Regions from separate parts of the Homo sapiens genome. Here region 1 is linked to region 2. A link is a loop called in an ENCODE intact Hi-C map of the cell type or tissue named here. Cell type or tissue: GM12878. All regions are shown on one strand. Links, peaks and the distances in the headings refer to the core of each region. The heading gives the core; the rest is flanking DNA.

What was found. Hi-C counts contacts between places; a loop is a spot of excess contacts. Peaks named below come from ENCODE experiments on the same cell type or tissue, not always from the same donor. Only the 100,000 strongest peaks of a DNase experiment are listed, where the experiment ranks them.
Region 1: a loop joins it to region 2, with 2.4 times the contacts of the local background. A loop is called at or near these places in 2 of 110 quality-filtered maps.

The regions. Positions count from the first base shown.
Region 1 is chr13:67,233,065-67,243,948 of GRCh38, forward strand. No RefSeq gene overlaps it. Among named protein-coding and RNA genes, the nearest start is that of PCDH9, 8.2 kb to the left of the region's middle. In GM12878, for the core only: a CTCF peak has its summit at 5,417 (motif pointing left); no DNase peak of the experiment used is centred there.
Region 2 is chr13:66,540,942-66,551,825 of GRCh38, forward strand. The region is part of intron 4 of PCDH9 (protocadherin 9); the gene reads right to left. Among named protein-coding and RNA genes, the nearest start is that of PCDH9-AS1, 240 kb to the left of the region's middle. In GM12878, for the core only: no CTCF peak of the experiment used is centred there; no DNase peak of the experiment used is centred there.

The sequences.
Region 1 (10,884 bases), core at 4,008-6,507, 690 kb after region 2:
TAGAGATCTTATTAATATTCCTAGAGGAAAATTAAATATAAAGGGTCATATTCCTAACCCTGTGTTATCACAACTTAAGGTTTCTTCCCAAAACACTATATAAATCATTTTCATAATGAGAGCTGTTCATAATCTACCTCTCCAATATTAATTTTTTAAGTTAGGTCTGTGTAATTATGAATCAGGAAAATATTCTTAATTTCAGTTTTTGTAAGGGAACACCTATTTGTTTTTATGCTGTGTTTTATCATTGTTTTTCCTTAGTGAATTTAATAAAATGTTAGATTTCTAATATCGATCTTCCAGTATATATATTAGACTTTTAATTAGATCTCTTTAGTTAACCCTTATTCATCTTTGTCAAAGCGTATTTTCTACTGCAAGGAATTATGATGTTTTCACCTGTGTTGTACCTGATTAGTAGCATCAGGATACTAATGGGAATTACGCCATTTGAGCTATAGTAAAATTGCTTTAGTGTTTTCTGCTGGTTATATAGGTCATGGGATACTTGTGAAGCTAAGTCACCTTCAGCCAGCTAACTGAAGACTAAAATGCTTTTGCAGATTTAAACACAAACAGATGTGGAGTTAATAAAATTATTTTGTGTTCCACAAGTTTAATATTGTTCTATTTATATATTTAAACAATGATTTCCATGTAATGGCATTTAATAACCTAAATTATTAAGCAGTTCAGTTTGTTAATTGGATTTTCATCTAGGATTTTCTAGTTACCATTCAGCATTTTAAAACTACATTTCACACGGAGATTGTAAAGGCTGTTTCTGTAAGTTACATTTAGAGAAAAGACAGACTGTAATATTCAGAATGATGAAATGACCTCCACAAGGACTTCAAGACTAATATTTTTAACTCTAATATACTAGTTCTATATTCCAATCATAGTTAAAAATAATATAAAAAATACTTTTGTGGCCTGTACTTCTAAGGCTCCTTTAATCCAGGTGTCTTATTATGTCTAACGGACATTAATCAATCAATCACAGGGGCTCTCATGTCACAGCAGGCATTATTGTCCCCATTTCACAAAAAAGACTAGACTATTCTACAGTACTTCTGGGGAAAATTGTGCTAAAAATGCTCAGGGTTATTTATATTATCACTGTTTAGAAAATGACAATGCAGAATTTTAACACCACAAAAAGAAAATTAACACCTTTTAAGGCTATGCAAACTGGCAAAGTATAGTAAGCTCCTTGAATAATTCTGTTGCTTCACTATTTATTATTAGCTCTTTCATTTTGAACCCCTTTTTAAAAATCTTTTTACCTTTTCTTTTCTAGAAAAACCTAGACCATGATAATCAAATCACAAAGGAAAGCAGGTGACAACCTTCATTCTTTTTGAATGACTGAACTAAATTTATCCCAATTTGCTATATTTTTATGACTGACAAGGATTATAAATGTCAGGTTTGTAGCTCTAACAGTTATCACAATATAAACTGACATTTTCCAGTGCCACTATTTTATCATGATTACTATTTAAATAAAGAAAATATTGAATTCTTAAGTTTTATTATTCTTTAAAATTTCAGATTATTTATAGGCATAGCTTTCATAACAGATTTTTTCTGCATCACATGTAGGGCTTAAGCAATCATGTAGGAAAACATAGAAAAAAGTTTTAAGATAGTAAACAATAAACGTACATCATGTTTAATCTTAAATAAGTTGATTACTTTAAAGTCATGTAATTTCCAGTGAAATATAATGTGAAAATCTTTTTATTTCTTGGGTCTTTATGACATTTATTTCTGTAATCTGTAAGGTAAGAACTGTTAGATTGAAATATGGACTATTAGCTATTCAGATTACATTTATAAAATGATAAATGCCTGAAGACGTAAGAAAACCTTGCATATTTTTTGGAAGCACCTCTGTTTAAACTTAAAAATAGAGACAAGAAAATGTTGAGGCAAGAACGCATTTCAAGCACAATAGCATTTGCCCAAAAATAATTCAGGAAACAGTTTTTTAAAAAGGTATGAGAAGTTTTAAGAATTAATAAACATATTACAGTGTTTTAAAAATTCTCTTTCATTACTTTCTTATTCAAAATAGTATGTTCCCTAAAACAGAACTTTGTGTTACCTGAAATAACATTATTTTGGGAACTTTCATTCCCTATTTCTTCAGTCCTCCCTTCTTCATTCTTATAATGTTTTTTGTCTTTTTTTTTTTAATAAACTCACATGATATTCTTCTAGAAGTCCAATTTGTTACATAATGTGCACATAAATAGACTTACTAATATAGGGCAGGATGGATAAGCCTCATTTTTCTCTTATAGTCTCCTCTTAGGAACCAAATTCCCCCCACAGTCCCCCTCTAATTGAATTAGGATGAGTCAGGGAGACAATGTACATTGTTGACTTCTGCAGCCCTGGCTTAACTCCGTATCACTGATAACACCAAAGTAATGGAAATGGGGATTGCTAAGCCTTTAAAAGATACTGTTATGCTTTTTATGAGAATTAAGTTAATATTACTCTGCTTACAAAAATTACATATCTTTGTGTGTTTATACACGTGTTCTTTAGAATAATTTTTTTCTTAAATGAAAATCCTATTCTGTAGTGCCCTGTAATACAAGCCTTTAAATAGTCCTACAATGTACCATGTCTTTTCATTCCCATGCTTATGAATTTACTGTTCTCCAGCCACAGATTGGTAAAACATTCAGAAAGAATTAAGAGAACGTCAAAGAAACTTCTTGGCTGCAGGGAATGGGGTTGGTAAGTAAGCCAGAATGTATCATAAAAAAGATTCATTTTTTTAAAAACAGTATGTCATAAGAAACATTATATGTGGAGCTTATTCGAAACTCTAATTTAAAATATTATCCTTGCAAAAATATCACCTGTAAAATATAAGACAAACAATAAGTACCTGTAATAATAACATTGAAAAGATTATAAATGTTTCCTGATGTCACAAAAAAATTCACATAATGTTTTGATTTTAAAGAACAAATGAGTACCATGTTTTACATCTATGGACTAGTTGCAGATTACTTGTGTAATTTCTATACGTTACAACTATACCAATATAGGTGTCCTTAATGGCTATGCTAACAGAGAGTAATTACATTATTTTTGAATAATATTTGTCCCTCACCAGGGGATGAGGCCAACTTTTCAGTATAACAGATAAGTAGATTCTAAAGACCAGGTGAAACTTCAGGTAAATACCACAATTCGTTGAAAAAGGTAGAAGTGAGAATTACATAAAATAATTGCAAAGCATGTAAGGGAGAAATTCATTGTTAAAAAATATATTAATCAGCTCATTCAAACCTATTTTAAACAACCTACTATATTAAAAAAATAAAAATTAAAGATATGTGCTATATTAAAAAAAATCTTACTACCTTGGAAATATTTTCTACTTTGTGAATACCCATCACAATATCTCTTTTATGTTTTAGATTTTAAATATTTTGCTTGTTACATTAATCTTAATAGTTTGAATGCTCACTAGCAAGTAAGTTCTTGATTACATAAATGTACTACCAATCTAGTTATTTTTAATCTTTATATTGGTTCAGATTGTTTATTGGGTTTATTATTATAAGAATGACATTATGCTAAAGTTGACTTCTTGATTTAAATAACATTCTAGGGTATTTACTGAACCTGATTCCATGTTTCTCAAACTTTAATGTGAGTAAAATAGCCCAGAGATCTTGTTAAATTAAAATGTAAGTTCTGTTATATTAGCTCTTCAATGGGAGCTAAGGTCCTATATTTCTAAAAAGTTCCCAGGGGATACTAATGGTATTGATCTGTGGACCACAGATAAAGTAGCAAGGACCTAAAAGGCATGTTAAATACAAAGTATCATGGCTAAAGGGTGAGAGTGGGAAGCAAAAGCAGAAGGTTAGAGAAAGAATCACCCCTACCATTTTATCATACAAAGGTTAGTTTTGTTACCAAGCATTCTTTTGATGCTAGTACTGCTCAGAGGGTCAAGGAATGTATTTATCATCCGCATATTAATTTAATTTAGGTTGTCTCTTTCTCTCAGAGATTAGACATCTAGAGCTAAATTTTAGTTTTACTTTGAACTAGGAATGACGAAGAGGTCTCTTTGGAGCCTGGTACTCTTCAGAGGAAGGCAAATTACATAGAACAGACCAATAAGCCTTAGGGCACTTGCTGAGCAATGTGGGGTACCAGGTCAGACGGGGTTGGAAAGTGTCAACAGGAGGTAATAGAATACATGGTGGACACATTTGGGTCATCTCCAAAGCTCATGAGAGTTTTTCCTTCTTTGGAATCTATATATATCTATATATATATACACACACACACACACACACACACACACACACCCTATATATATATACACACACCATATATATGTACACTATATATAGATATGCCATATATATATACTACATATATACCATATATAGATATACCATATATATACACAAATATATATATTACTTATTTAAGCAAATTTATATCAAGTCCCTAAATTGCCAAATCAAAAATTAAAATATCCCTGGAGTTTATTTCTACAGACCTAGAGCAATATGTCTGTACAAAATATGTTACAATTTATTTTTCCAATGTCCAACTTAAAAATTGAAGAAATAAATCTCTTTTCCAGCCCTTAGTGACAAATGTTTTATCTTTATGGAAGGCACAGGGAAACTGCAAATCAACAATTTGTCCTGAACTTGATCATTTCTGTCCAGTCTTATTTTCAGAAAAGATAAGATTCATCAATGTGTATATTAGCACTTTTATGTTTTATGATAACATGCAGTATATTCAGTATAAAACTCAAATGTATATTATACCTTTATCATTTCTACAATTTAGTAGTTAAAAATAACTTCACCCACCCACAAATTTTCTGACAAAATATGATTGCTCTATATTCTGTTATACACCTGTGGCTCATTTGGAATATTCATCAGCTGAGAAGATTAAAACTACGATTACTTCAAATAGAAGGTGAAAATCTCGCTTGGTTCTAATAAAGCACCTATAATGTCCTTCAAATCTGTAGTTATAAACAAGCTTGAAAAAAATGTAATTTATGTGGTTAGTTGCTAAGATGTCTTTTATTCTGGTTACCACAGTCTCAGTAACTTACTTTAATTCCTCCAAAGAATACAGAGCACATGTATATTATATTTTAAAGATTTTGGGTAAACTTAATTGCTCCTGAAAACTAGCAAATTAAATTGCAATAACAACCTAAAAATGAGCAAAAACTTGTTGAATTAGGTTAAATATGCATTCAGAGAAAAACAAGAATCCTAAAGAAATATTGAATACAAGAAAAATTAGTTTTTAACTATATAGTATTTAGCTCTATTGAGTGTCATTTTAAGAGTTAGTGCCAAAATAATTCTAAGTATGGTAAACACTGCCATCTAGAGGACTTTTATTGTAATGCAGAGCAAAACAAAAATACCTAAAAGTGGGAAATGTACAGGCCTGTACTGTAGTTTTGTTTTTTTAATAGATTTCTCAAATCTGACAAAATTATATATTTCAAGAAATTAGCTTAACTGCAACAGTAATTCATTAAGGAATTATTTACTATGATTTAGAGTATCAATACTAATACATTGTCAAAAAATTATTTGAAATTTTTTTATTAATCATGATGTTGTTATACTTGTCAGTAATCTAATTTTGATATTATAAACAAACTATCAAATAAGATATATAGTCATATTCTTGTGAGATATAAATAAGAGTCAATAGCTAGAAAAACCAGAAATACAATCATGTTTATATATATATAATAATAAATATTTCTTTCATGAAAGCAACTAAATTACCTGTACTATTCTTATTATTTCTTCCTATCTTTCCTCTTTCAATGTGAATATTTTTCAGTCCTGTTACATTAACTTACATAATGTGCTGATTTCCAAGGTGGTGGCTGGGCCTCTGTGGGGTTACTCAGGACCTACAAAGGTGTTAAAAGAGAGGTACCTTGCTGTGTTTGTTTCCTGTTTAAATAGAAATACTAGCACATATACAGTTTCCATTGTCAAAAATCAGTGAACAGGAAAAAACATATTTTTTTCTATGACAAATTTTCCAGGGACCAGTAGTATCTATTTTTAAGTGAATATTAGACACATTTATAGTAAAAAATTATAAAATGTTGCCTAATCAAATTTATTTTTACATGCTCCCTAAATTTCAGATAACTAGTGGAATTTGTGAAACAGTCTACTTCTTATGAATTGTAACAAATGTTATGTGTATTTGAGTTTTTTTAGATGACTAGGATTTTATTTTAGTTTTAGTATCTTTTTATGGTAGCCCTGCACTTAAAGAGCTAGAGATTACAAATTTAATTCTGTGCTTAGAAAGAAAAAGTATAGTGTAAATTTCAAATCAATTCAAATAAGACGGATATGTAGCATTAAAATGTAATTCTGTCAATTTCCTATAAAGCTGTGGAGATGCCTATTTAAGGGTGAAATCTCTGACAAGTTAAAGTAATTTTTCTTCTCATAATTTGATGTTTTAATTACAATGAATATCCATAAGAATCTGACACAATTTTATTTGATTATAATTTCACATTTATGTAAGAATTACAGAGTTGATGATAGTGATGGAATTTTGACTAGTATAGTCATCATCGTATTGAATCTGGTGTTTCAATTGTACATGATTACTGAGGAGAAAGGAATGAATTAAATCATTATCAATGAACATGCCTATAATAACTTCTGCTTTATTAGAGACATAGTTTTGTATTATTTTTATCATACATATATATAATATACATGTATGATCACTGTGGAAAATATATATGGAAGAAAATAGGATATAAGAGGAGTAGAAAATGTAAAATTTTTAAACATCTCTGAAAACTTCTTAAATTTGATCCTTGCTTGCTTTTTTACTAAGAAAACTTTCATGTGTAGAGAAATAGTAAAATCTTCTCTATAGATTCAACAATTTTAAATATTTTGTCCAATTTCTTTGGTTCCTCTTTCACATATTTGCTCCAACATTTGAAAGTAAAGTATAGGCCAGGCGCCGTGGTTCAGGCCTATAATCCCAGCACTTTGGGAGGCCGAGGCAGGCGGATCACGAGGTCAGGAGATCGAGAGTATCCTGGCTAACACGGTGAAACCCCGTCTCTACTAAAAATACAAAAAAATTGGCGGGCGCGCCTGTAGTCCCAGCTACTCGAGAGGCTGAGGCAGGAGAATGGCATGAACCCGGGAGGCGGAGCTTGCAGTGAGCCGAGATGGCGCCACTGCACTCCACCCTGGGCGACAGAGCGAGACTCCGTCTCAAAAAAAAAAAAAGTAGAGTATGGATCACATTACCACAAAATCATTCAAAATAAATCTCCGAAGAGTAAGGATCATTGCCTACATAACCATGATATTATTAGCACATTTAAGGAAGTAATAATAATTCCATAAACATAATTTTATATCTACAGTATTTTAAATGTTTAGAAATTTATTTCCAAGAAGTTGAGGGATATTTGTGGGTTTTTTTTTCTTCTAAATCCAATCTAGTCTGATCACATTGCCTTTGTTTTTCTCCTTAGTTTCTTAGTTTAAAACAGTTCCCTCCATTTTTCCCCCATGACTTTGAATTTCTGATGAGTTTAGAAAAGTTGTAGGGTAGACTCTTTCACAATCTGGATTTGCTTAATTGCTTCTTCTTAGGATATTAACTTGATTCTCTGTGACCTGTATTTTTGTCAACTAGAAATTAGATCTTAAGCGGTGCTAGCCCATAAAAATATCATTTGTGACTGAGTGCCGTGGCTCACGCCTGTAATCCCAGCCCTTTGGGAGGATGAGGCAGGAGGATCACCTGAGGTCAGGAGTTTGAGCCTGGCCAACGTGGTAAAACCCTGTCTCTACTAAAAATACAAAAATTAGCCGGGCGTGGTGGCTGGGGCCCGTAATCCCAGCTACTCGGGAGACTGAGGCAGGAGAATCGCTGGGAGGCAGGGGTTGCAGTGAGCCGAGATCATCCCATTGCACTCCAGCCTGGGTGACAAGAGCGAAAATGAGTCTCAAAAAAGAAAAAAAACTTATTTGCATCACTTACATAATTTTAAATATTTTAATAGCCACTTTAAAAAAACAAGGTGAAAAACTATTTTAATAATGTATTTAATTCAATCCAATGTATCCAAAATACATCATTTAATATTATGTAACTAATATAAAATACCTTCTTTTCTAAACGTCATATCATGAACAGTGAAACAATCTGGCATTATGAGTCCCCTAGTGTAATTGAATATGAAGAATACAACCTCACCTATGAATTATTATCACCCAGAATATTCAGTTGTAATCTAATTAAGACCTAGTCTTGTGATAGGCAACATGGTAGTCATATGATTTGTGACTAGTCCAAATTACAATGTACTATGAGGGTAAAATACTCATCACATTTTGTCTGTATATATGCTTCGTTTTTTGATCCTCTAAATTAATTGAAGCTTCAGATCTACTTATTGACTTTTGTACTCTTCATTCTTGTGACTTTTGCTTTACTGTAATTGTAAGAGGGTTTTTTTTGAAAGAGTTAAAACAAACATGAAATCATTCTTCTACCTGAGAAAATAAGTTTTATATGTGCACAGAAACATGCACATCCACATATATAATCTGAATAAATATATCCCAGAAATGGGCCAGGTGTGGTGGCTCACAACTGTAATCCCAGTACTTTGCGGGGCTGAGGCGGGTAGATCACCTGCAGTCAGGAGTTCGAGACCAGCCTGGCCAACATGGTGAAACTCTGTCTCAACTAAAAATACAAAAAAATTAGCCAGGCGTGGTGGTGTGTGCCTGTAATCTCAGCTACTTGGGAGGCTGAGGCAGGAGAATAGCTTGAACCTGGGAGTTGGAGGTTGCAGTGAGCCAAGACTGCCCCATTGCACTCCAGCCTGGGCAACAAGACTGAAACTCAGTTTCAAAAAAAAAAATAAATAAAATAAATAAAATAAATAAATTCCAGAAATGAGTTCCTTCAATTACATTAAAATGAATACAGTATCACCTGTGCTGGTTGCCCTTGGAACAGCCTCCAGTCATCTGATTATTTCTCCCTTAAGATGATAAATTCAGCATACAATTTTCTTTGTTGTTTTTGCATGTAGAATGCATGGACCAGAGAAAACACTTTAAAATCTCACTTCTCATTGCTCTGTCATAGCTCCTTGTTCTCTCCCCGGAGCTGTTGTGCATCCCATTTCCCTTGGATGAAAAGTAATATTCAGCCTGTTGTTTGGCAGGAAAAGTACTCCTCAGTCATAGTATAGGAGATTAGAGACTTTTTTCCTTGCTTTGCTGTTCTGCAGAAATTAATTCTTAAAAGAAAGACCACCACCTTGTAATTGAGCTAGTGAATTCACTTCAAGGTAAGTTTCTATGTTTGCAAAGCCATTTAAGGAAGAGCCTCAAGAAAAGGAATCTCTGTGGCTCCATTTCAGTTGCTAGGGCTTTTACTTTGTGCTGAAAAGCCTATAATCATTGCTCATATACGCAAAGACAAACTTGAAGAAAAGAGAGCAACGGAAACAAATTAAACAAACAGATGCTCCCCACCCCAGGGTCAGAAGTGTCAGGGAGGGTGTTAGGTTTCCCCTGAAGGGATGGTGTTCCTTCTAAGTTCAGCCCTGCCATGTTAGAGGCAGCTCACCCAGTCCTAAATCAATATTTCCTTTAGTAAATTGGGAGTACAGCCCACTGGGAGATGAGCCTGTAACCAATCTGAGAGTCATCTTCAATGACAGGGTGAGGTCTCAGCATGAACTCTCATGGAGCCCCAGCCTCCTTTGATGTTTCTGCCTCTGCTTACCTAGTCCAATGTGTGTGCTGGTTTTTCTTTCAGTCCCCTACTTGTTCTGAAGCCTGTGAGGAATTCCAGCCAGCTTGGCAGACACCCTGAACCACCTTCTCCTGATGTTAGGGTCTCTTCTTGTTCCTACCCCACCATTTTGGAGTCAGTCTTAATACATACAGAAACAGAGAAGTCAAATACTGTCACTGGCCTGATTTTGAGAAACATTGCCATCCAGGAAATAAACAGTTATTTTACTTGACTGATCACGTTTCCTGTATATTTTGATTTGGACTTGAATTCATCAATTTGCCTTGGATATTAACATGTGTACTGCTTACCCTCTTCATACCCATTTATACTTCTGTACTTCCTGGGAAATTATTTCTCCTTTTTTTTTTTTTTGAGATAGTGTCTCACTCTGTGACCCACGCTGGAGTGCGGTGGCACTATCTCGGCTCACCACAACCTCTGCCTCCTGGGTTCAAGCGATTCTTCTGCCTCAACTTCCCCAGTAGCTGGGACTACAGGCACGCGCCACCTCACCTGGCTACTTTTTGTATTTTCAGTAGAGACAGAGTTTTGCCATGTTGGCCAGGCTGGTCTCGAACTCCTGACCTCAGGTGATCCACCCACCTTGGCCTCCCAAGGTGCTGGGATTACAGGCATGAGCTACCATGCCCGGCCAGAATCATTACTACAACCAGACTGAACTTCAGATATGTGTGCTGTCTGCTGTCCGAGATGCCTGCCAGACATACCTTCAACTTCCTTCCATCTTTTTCCTTCTTTTCTCTTTCCTCTCTTCTTCATGAATATTAAAAAAAAAAAATTGATTGGGGTTTCCAATGCACTGTATGTCTATGCACCCCACTGCTCCAAATTCATATAATAAAATCCTAACCGCAAGATGGTGGTGTTAGGAGGTAGGGCTTTGGAGAGGTGATTGGATCATGAGGGCAGTGCCTTCGTGAATGGAATTACTTATTATAAAAGAGACACCAGAGAGCTCCCTTGTCTTTTCTGCCATGTGATGTTACAGCAAAA
Region 2 (10,884 bases), core at 2,925-5,424:
GTAATCTAATGGAGTTAACTTATTGAACTTCACACACCAGATTAGGTTAGTGAATTCTCTTAGGAAAGCAGACTGGATTGGGTTACAAGTTTTGTCTAGATTTAGTAGAATTCAATTCAAGTCAACTAATGATGTACATTAAACAAACTCCTCTGAAGAATCCCTTCCTCCTTCTAACTATAAATTACACTTATCCATTTCACTACTTTAATAACTATAAAAGACTCTGAAGGGAAGTTGCAAAATGGGGCATTCCCTCTTTATACAGACAAAGTCCCAATATTCTCTCAGATGGCACAAAAGTCATTTAAGGTTTCTCTGTGGAAGTGTCATTGTTCTTTTCTAAAATAATGTAAGGTAGAGAAACCTCCAGGTGTTAAGAGTAATGAGAGTATATTCATTATTAGTGTTGTCATACAAAACTACCACACACAAGGTGGCTTAAAACAACATAAATTTATTCTTTCACATTTCTGAGGGCTAGAAGCACAATATCAAGGTGTCAGCATGAAGATATTCGCTCTGAAGGCACTAGGAAAAAAAATATTCCTTGCCTCTTTTAATTGTCGGTGGTTTCTGATGTTGCTTCGCTTCTGACAGCCTAATTTCAATCTGTGCCTCTGTTTTCATATGTCCATCTTCTCTGCGTGTTTCTGTGGCTTCACATAGTGTACTTCTCTCCGTTTCTCTCTCCACTCTTCCAAGGGTTTGGCATTGGATTTACGGACCACTCTAACCCAGTGTAACCTCATCTTAACCAATTACTTCTGCAAATATCCTGTTTCCAAATAACAGGGCCACATTCTGAGTTTCCAAATGGACATGAGTTTCGGGTGGAAACTGTCTGACCCACTACAGAGTAGATACTCAGTTATAGACAAATAACTGAAAGAATTCTGAAAATGTGCTCCTGCATCTACTTGAACCAGAGAATCAGAGAAGTTCCTTGGAGTTTTGTTTATCTGTAAATTGATTACTGTTTTCCTTATCTGTAATTGGTGAGTAGTTTTCCTCGTCTGTAAATTAATGAGGCTCTTTTAATTTTTAGTTCCTACAATGTTTGTTTGCATTTAAAAGGCTTGCGCATATAGATAAAATGAGTTAAGGAAAAGCCTTGGGAGATCTGTGTAAAACAGCAGATGAGAAGCCTTTAAAGGAGACAATGTGAATATTTTTGGTGGGTTTAGACTAATAATCATTTTTACCATAAATGATATCATTTCTATCTTATTTATGTAAAGTACTCTGTGAAATATCCAACGGAATATTTCCACTAGTGACCTAATGACACGAGACTACAAAATTAGGTTTGATCAGCAGAATATACCAATAAAGCATGTTATAGTTACTTTAATGTGTTGACTTGACTAGGCTATAGCACCCAGTTATGCAATCAGATTCCAATCTTGGTGTTGTTATGAAGGTGTTTTATAGATGTTCATATCTATAATTCGTTGAATTTATGTAAAGAAGGTTGCCCTCACTAATGTGGGTGTGCCTTGTCCAATCAGTCGAGGGCCTTAAAATCAAAAAACTAGAATTTTCTGGGAAAGAAGAAGTTCTACTTCCAAGCTACAACAGCAACTACTGCATGAGTTTCCAGCTGCTGGCCTGCCCTATCCAATTTAGACTTGCCAGCTCCTACAATCGTGTGAGCCTATTCCTTAAAATAAATATCCTTATGTATATCTATGTGTGTGTTTTTAAACATTAAAGTCAAATATATATATATTTAAATATATATATGTTTAAATATATATATATAAAAACATATATATGTTTAAATATATAAATATATATCTCCGAGATATTTATATATTTATATATTTAAACATATATATATTTAAATATATGTATATATAAATATATATATCTATCTCCCATTGGTTCTGATTCTGTGGAGAACCCTATACAACTATTATGTATCTATCATATGAGAAATAAACACTTTTTTCTTTAAAAAGGTGAGCCACATAGTCATCATAATAAAGGAAATTTTCAATATTTATAACTTTCAAATTAATATGTGTGTGTAGAAAGTCATATGGTCATAAAATGCAACTTTCCTTAGAAGAAATATACAAATATAATAATAATGGAGTGTTAATCAAAATATCTTTACTTTTCAATAATTTTACATGTTTTTATTTTTACTCCATTCTATATTCTCATTAACGTAATGCTCTTCTTGAGGAAGAGTATTAAATAATATCAAATCAGTTGCACGTTAGATGAAAATCACTGACACGTTATCGTTTCATATCACTAGTAGACAGAATGAAATAATCAGCAGTATATATAACCTGCACCTCAAATTTAGTCAAAATAGTTATATGAGTAAAATGATGGCCGGGCACAGTGGCTCACGCCTGTAATCCCAGGACTTTGGGAGGCTGAGGCAGGTGGATCACGAGGTCAGGAGATCAAGACCATCCTGGCTAACATGGTGAAACTCCCTACTAAAAAATACAATAAATTAGCCAGGCGTGGTGGCACGCTCCTGTAACCCCAGCTACTTGGGAGGCTGAGACAGGAGAATTGTTTGAACCCAGGAGGTTGAGGTTGCAGTGAGCTGGGATCATGCCACTGCACTCCAGCCTGGGAGACAGAGTGAGACTCCGTTTCAAAAAAAAAAAAGATTAAGTAAAACAAAATTTAATCTGTTCAGTTAGTAAAATTCTTTCCAGTTTGAGAAGTGAATATTCACCACTGTAAGAAAGTTAAAGAGGGTATACAGAAAAGTCAATTGAATTAAACATATTTAAAAAGACACCTCTTAAAAACCCAATCTTTCAAACACCATGCAGTATAAACAAATCAGAAAAAGAAAATATAGAAATGAAACACAGTACACAGTGGTGCTGTGCTACAAGAGCTTTGTCTCTAAGCAGAGATCATGGAGACTGAAATTACCCTTGGATCACATTCTGTGATGCATTCTGGAAATGAACTTAACGGGGACACAGCCAACTTCCATCACACTTGCAATTGGTGCTCACCTCTAGAGGGCCATCTACTGAGTCTGAACAGCTCCTTACTGCCCAGTGGTTGAATACAGGTAAGTTCCATATAGTAATGCCTTGACTCCATTGTTTACAGATACAGAATTAGAAATGTACCATCATTGAATTATTTTCTTCCTATCTGATATAAACTTTATACTTATGATATACAGGACCTTTGATGCCTTATTTAAAGAGCAGCAAGCTCCCATGACTACAGGGACTGGATCTCTCTATTTTGCTAATATTTCCCTATTTCCTATCACTGTTTTTCGGTCCAGTATTATATTACCAGGAAAAACTTCATAATGAACCTTTACCTGTTTCCTTAATTGAATGAAAATGTACACTGACAATGTTGACTAAGGACATGCCTGACTCTTATATGAACTTCAGAACTTACCAAACATACTCAATTAACTTCAGTAATGGTGGTTTCACACAAACACACACATTCATATGACACGTATATATGAAAGTGATGCAGGCCAGGCAGGTGAGCCCCCGAATTGGAGCTTAGGCCTTGAGGGTTCTTGGTTTTTCCCAGGAAAGAATTCAAGAAAGAGCCAGTGGTGTTAGGAATCTTTTATTGAATGATATTGCTTCTAGTAGAACAGTGCTACCTTACAGGCAGTTCACCCAGAGTTAGCTACCTATGGGCAGTAGACAACTGTATCTGCAGGTACTTGCAATTATATGCAAATTAAGGAGTGGTTTAATGTAAATTGAAGGACAGGTTATTTAGAACTTTCTATGAAAGGAGAGGTAACTTCCAGGTTTTTGCCATGGAAAGGGGCAGTAATTTCCAGGTTGTTGCCATGGCATTTGTAAACTGTCATGAGATTGATGCGGCCATCAATACATCTTATGCTAATTAACAATTAGAGCAGCTAGGGATTGTTTTCCTCTCCATATGGTTTCAGCCAGTTTCTTCATTTTACACTGCCTGGACCAGATCTTGTTTTACTCAGCAGGGTTGTGAACAGAAAACAAGTCTTGCAGGTCTCCTACCTCAAAAGGGCAAGCTCATTTTTATTCAGGCTGATCTAATATTACTTGGCCAGTTTGAATAACAGACTGTTTAGTGTAAATACAGATCGGATATAAAAATGGTTCAAGCAAACCTAGATGTCCTTTAAATTTTTGGTACCCTAAGACTACATGATTACATTGAATAAGAAAAACAAGGTATTTTTAATTTCCTTTATTTGATTTGCATGTTAATTCTCATTAAGTTTGTTTTATTGGTCACTTAGAATCAAGGCAAATAGGAAAATAGCTATTTGCATTGAGAAATCTACATATTTGTTTTATCCTGTTTAAAATATCTGGTATACTAAGTGAGCCAGAATAAACATTCTGATACTGATAAACCTATCTCTAGGTTTTTATTCTCTATTAAATAGATTCAAAATAGAAACATATCAAATGAGTTAATAAAAAATTTCAAGACATGTAATAAAAATCAGGCTGTTTTAATTAGATGATGGCATGTCAATTTTGCTTCCATATCTGATAAAATTTGGCTTTTACATTTTTACAAATTATACACTTATTGTCATACACAGTAATGTGCCATATTATAACATTTCAGTCAATGACAGACCACGTCTATAACTATGGTCTCATAACATTACAATGGCACTTGAAAATTCCTATCACCTAGTGATGTTTTAACCATGATACCATTGTAGTTCAATGCCTTATTCAATTGTTTGTGATGATGTTGGCGTAAACAACTCTACTAGCTTATTAAAAGTATGGCACACACACTTATTTACAGTAGGTAGTACTTGATAATGATAATAATCTACTCTGTTACTGGTTTATGTATTTACTATGCTATACCTTTCATTTTTATTTTACTTTATTTTATTTTATTTTATTTTATTTATTTATTTATTTATTTATTTTGAGACGGAGTCTCACTCTGTTGCCCAGGCTGGAGTGCAGTGGCACATCTTGGCTCACTGCAAGCTCCACTTCCCGGGTTCATGCCATTCTGCCTCAGCCTCCTGAGTAGCTGGGACTACAGGCACCCACCACCATGTCTGGCTATTTTTTTCTATCTTTTTTTAATAGAGACAGGTTTCACCATGTTAGCCAGGATGGTCTCGATCTCCTGACCTCATGATCCATCCATCTCGGCCTCCCAAAGTGCTGGGATTACAGGCATGAGCCACCGCACCCGGCCATCTTTATTTTTTAAAGTATACTTCTTCTATTTATTAAAAAAAAAAAAAGTTAACTATAAAGCAGCCTCAGGTAGACCTTCCAGAAAGCAGTCTAGAAGAAGGCATTGTTATCATAGGAGATGACAGCACACACATGTTATTGCTTCTGAAGACCTTCCAATGGGACAAGATGTGGAGGTGGAAGACAGTGATACAGATGATCCTGACCTTATAGGCCTAGGCTAATGTGTGTGTTTGTATCTTCGTTTTTAACAAACAGTTCAAAAATTAAAAAACCATTATAAATAGAAAAAATTTAAAATAGAAAAAGCCTTATAGAATGTGGATATAAAGAAAGAAAATATTTTTGTACAGCTATAAAATATGTTCCTGTTTTAAGCTAAGTGTTATTACCAAAGAGTAAAAATGTTAAAAAAGATTGAAAGTTTATAAAGTAAAACTACTACAGTAAACTGAGGTTAATTTATTACTAGAGAAAGAAACAATTAATATATTTGATTTAGCTCAAATATGCAGAGTTTATAAAGTTTACAGTAGTGTACAGTAATGTCCTGGGCTTTCCCGCTCACTGCTCACTCACTGACTCACCCAGAGCTATTTCCAGTCCTGCAAGCTTCATTTGTGGTGAGTGCTCTGTATAAATGTAACATTTTTTACTCCTTTGTACTGTATTTTTACTGTGTCTTTCCTATGTTTCCATATGTTTAGGTACACAAATATTTGTCATTATGTTATAATTGCACTTAGTATTCAGTAAAGTAACATGCTGTACAGGTTCCTAGCCTAGGAGCAAATTAGGCTATGCCATACAGCTTAGGTGTCTGTAACCTAGACCATCTAGTTTTGTCCAAGTACACTTTATGATGTTCACACAACTATAAGATCACCTAAGGACACATTTTTTAGAATGTATTCTGTCATTAAAGGACACATACTGTAATTACTTCAGTCTTCCACCTAGTTATTCATCTTACCAAACTTTATAGAAATGAAATTCAATTTAAAATTTGTAAATTAATCACTTCTTATTTGTAATGTCAGCAGTATTTGCTAACAAGCATTACCTACTATTGAGATCACAGTAAAGCTTACATACTTTGTATGACACCTTGAAGAGCCAAGAGTGCCTTAGGCACATTTATTCTTAATCTGAGGGTATTATATGCCCTAGTGGAAAACAAAACAAAGCAAAACAGTATCCTTAATATTCTGCATTTCATAGTTAACGTTTTTATCTTTGTTCAAATCAACAGAGTCTATAAGGCAATTGTTGGGCGATTAAGGTTAATTAAATTGACTTTCTAGTAACCATTGTCATACTCTCCCACTGAACCATACAGTAGATTTTCTAACGGGTGCAAAGGTGATTACGTTCTGCACTACTTCCAGTATTGGAAAGAACATTCTTACATCCTGTCTGTACTTGTTTTAGAATATAGTCTTTCTTGTTAACTCTGATCAAAGTTAAATATGCCCATGATAGTTCCACTAATTTTACCCAAAAATAACATAAATAATTGCCATGTTGATTGTCTTTAATAATTTGTGAAAGGAAATTTTCTTGGGAGTATTCTAATTTTAAAAAGTGATTTGCCCATTTCCCCTTCGGTATAATAGAGCAAGACTGTGAGGCCCATAAGATAGAATGCGCATTTTTAAATAATCTTGATTCAAGTGGATATGTCAGTATATAAATTAAGTCATAATAATATGATATTTAATTATATTATTATATAATAATATGATATTTAATCATATTATTATATAATAATATATTTAATCATATTATATAATAATATATATATTTAATTATAAAATAGTAAACTTAAAACAGTGAGATGTATAGAAGCTTTTTGTTGTTTGCGTGTGTATTTGTATGTATGTATGTATGTATGTTTGTGTTTTCGTGCCCATCTTTTCATTACCTTAACTGTTAAGAAGAGCAATTTATACCTTCATTGTGTAATAAGTTGTGGTATGCCAAAACTTAACACTGAAGTCTTCTGGAATCGACATTTTAAATTTTGCAATATTAGAGCCTCATAATTCAAATTGTCACTCCATTTATTAAAGGTCTATGCCTGTAAAAAATTTAAGTGCAAATTTTTTTCTTATTTAAAATTTTTTTAAAAAACACTTTCTTAGGCCAGGCATGGTGGCTCACACCTGTAATCCCAGCACTTTGGGAGGCCAAGGCGGGAGGATCACCTGAAGTCAGGAGTTCAAGACCAGCCTGGCCAATATGGTGACACCCTGTGTCCACTAAAAGCACAAAAATTAGACAGGCATGGTGGCATGTGCCTGTAATCTCGGCTACTAGGGAGGCTGAGGTGGGAGAATCGCTTGAACCCAGGAGGTGGAGGTTGCAGTGAGCTGAGATCATGTTGCTGCACTACAGCCTGGGTGACAGAGTGAGACTCCATCTCAAAAATAAAAATTAAACGTTCAAAAACTAAAAAAAAATAAAAACAGTTTCTGTAAGTTATGAAACTCTTGCCTTTGGATTTGGATTTGTTATGATCGTAATAACTATAGTGATATCCACTTTAAAAGGCCTACATTTGAGCAAAATAGAGTTTCATTTTCATGAAAAAAATGGGAGCTTTTCAAAGGTAATTCTAATTATTAGTCATGACACTCATGAATAATGCTTATGTTTACTTTTTAAATTTAAGAAACACTCTCCCAGAGTAACCAAAACTTGAAAAGAATCTTGAAGTTTTAATTTGATTAAAAATGCCATCGATAATGTTTTTTATTAAAACATTATATGATTAAAAATCAGAAGCTTATTTCTGATTTTTAATGTTTTGTTAAAAAGGAAGTTTTTAAAGTTTCTTTTATTTGGATAATTAATTCAAGGAAAACCATACCACCATAAGTGAGAGAAGACTTAAACTTCTCAACTCATTGCAATTTGTCTTATTCTATTTCCAAGAAATTCTTTTCCTCTGACATATGTTTCCAAGGTAGCTTTGACAATTTTTGATATATGTATTTAATGTATATACGTACACAAAATATATACATGTGTATATATAAATCAAGCCTATATATAAATGAAATGTATATAAACCGTATGTATATGTTAGCATGGCAGCATTTTCGGTTAGCTTTTTGTTTGTTAAGAAGTTGGAGTTTTGAGGGGAGGGGGAAGGATTAGTACTTTGCATCAAATAGCTTGCTTTATGATGGTAGAATTGCTTTTACTTTTGTGATTTTTTTTTGAAGTGAAATTCAGCTTTTTGCACAAGTAGTGCTATTATACACATCATCAGTGTCTTACATGTACTGTATTACATTCCATACCCTCATTTAATTCTTAATAAACTGTACATATACCGTATCACATTCCATACCTTCATTTAATTCTCAATAAACTGTTCACTTATTTTTTTTTAAAAAAAGGTTTTTTTGGACTGGGTCCAGGGCACTGCTGCTCAGTTAAACCTCTTTTCTTTAACTGACCTCTAAAGAGGTCAAATCAGATTAATTTTTTAAGAGTTTGAATCAAAAATTTGATCTAAATATTAGGTATATCTTCGGAGCACCTATAAAGATCATTTTGTTGGTTATATGGTAGTAATCAAAATAATTAAGGCTGGGTGTGTTGCCTCATGCCTGTAATCCCAGCACTTTGGGAGGCCAATGCTGGAGGATTGCTTGAGTCCAGGAGTTCCAGCCAGCCTGGGCAAAATGGCGAGACCCTATCTCTATTTAAAACAAAAAGAGAATTAATAGATGAGTCTGTAAGAAATGCCACTTAGGACTCATGGCCAAAATAATACTATTTTTTTTCTTAAGATTCTTGAATAGAAAACAAACTTGTATCAACATTAATTGAAAAAAATACAATATCTCATCTAAAAACTCACCTTCTATATTTAGCCCAAGAGCAATCATAATTTTTAAAGGAGGAAAGTCTATAATTCAAAAACATTTTTCAGTGAAGAGCACAGAGATAATTCAATACAGATAACTTTAACTCTTTAATTTTAATTTATTACTATGTAACATCTATATTCTTATTTGCTTAATGTTGGTTGATTTGCGTTTTATAATAATTGTTTAATGATTTAAGCTTCAGGAATAAATTCAAGTAATAGAATATCACAGAAAGTTCATAAAACCCTTATTATGAAATAGAAATTAAAATATACTTAGTATTTATATCAAAAATTATAGTATAAGAATATTAATATTTTATAAGCTTTCTCAGAAACAAATGAGATTGAGACTTCTGGTTTTTCCCTAATATCTCTTCCCAATTACCCCATAGAAACATATGTTATGGTTGGTTATGTGGACACCCTGATATATTTTTCAGCCTGCTTTGGGAGGCTAAATGAATTGTAAACACTTTGCATGGGATGTGTTTGACCTCTTCTTCATTCCCTCCACCATCTTTCTGCCAGGTTGATGGAGCTAACATCTTGAACCTTAAGTTAAAGGCAATGCATGGTGAAGCAAACAGTAAAAAGAAGCCTGTGTCCTTGATAGCACAGAGCCCCATATCAGTTCTGAATTTTTACATGAGAGAAAAATAAACTTTCATCTTGTTTAAGCCACATGCCGTTCGGGTTTTCTGTCACTTGCAGCTAAACCCCCTCTTACCTAATACAGATTTGTGGGAAGGAAGAGGGATGATGCCAACTAAATAGGCTGGCATTTTTATCAACGAACACTCATTCTTTACCTTTTAAGTGATTCATGAACACGCTAGAGAGACATTGTAAACTGAATGTTTATGACAATACAAATGATACTCTAGACTAATATCCCTGATTTCTCTGCTACAACTTGTTTGATTAGCCCCTTGACATTACTCTCAATTGAGGGAAAGCAAAAGTAATTCATGACATTTTTAGAAATGTGGCTAATCTACTTTCACAAGCTTTCCAGCTGGGGATTTCAAGTTGAGGGTGACTATAGTTAATTTTTTTAATTTCTCATTTTCTAAGGGAACCAGAGCTTTTCTACTAACAAATACTTTATTTTTTGCTGTTATTGTTGGCTAAGAGTGTCTTTACTTTGAGGTGATGTGTAACCTCCCTAAAACGACCTTGGAACTCAGATCCCCAAGGACCATATCCAATTTAAGCTGTCTCCACCAAAGGGAAGCTAGATTGTTATTTTTTATAGGGACGGACTTGAAGCACAATGCATTTCACTGTGGAATAGATACGGAATATGATTCATAGCACTGCTCACCAGGTGAGGAAAGGGCACGTGCAATCATATGTCCTTCTGCTGTTCCTCAGCTTTCTCTCCTCTGTTAAAAAGAATTACAAAGCAGGTGGCAACATAGGGGAAAACTGAGAATGAGGAGGTGACAGGAAATGAAAGAGTTCTAGAAACATGTCAAATTTAAGTCACAGTCATGGTGACAGCTAATCAATTTTTTAAATTCTCCATATACTCTACTTCTAATTGATAGTGTAAACATAAACACTGATGTCCCAATGACATAGAAGAAGTTATTTAGTAGATTTCAAGTCTGAAGCAGAAACAAACTTTGGTTAATTTGTTAACCAAATTACCAAATTGAATTTACCAAATTTTGGTAAATTCAAGGCTATGGTCAGCTATCAGTGTACATTTGTAAATTATATTTTTTTCATCTTCTGCGTTAAAACCACGTAGAATAATTTTCTACTTTCAAAAGAAATAAAAGCACATATAATGTA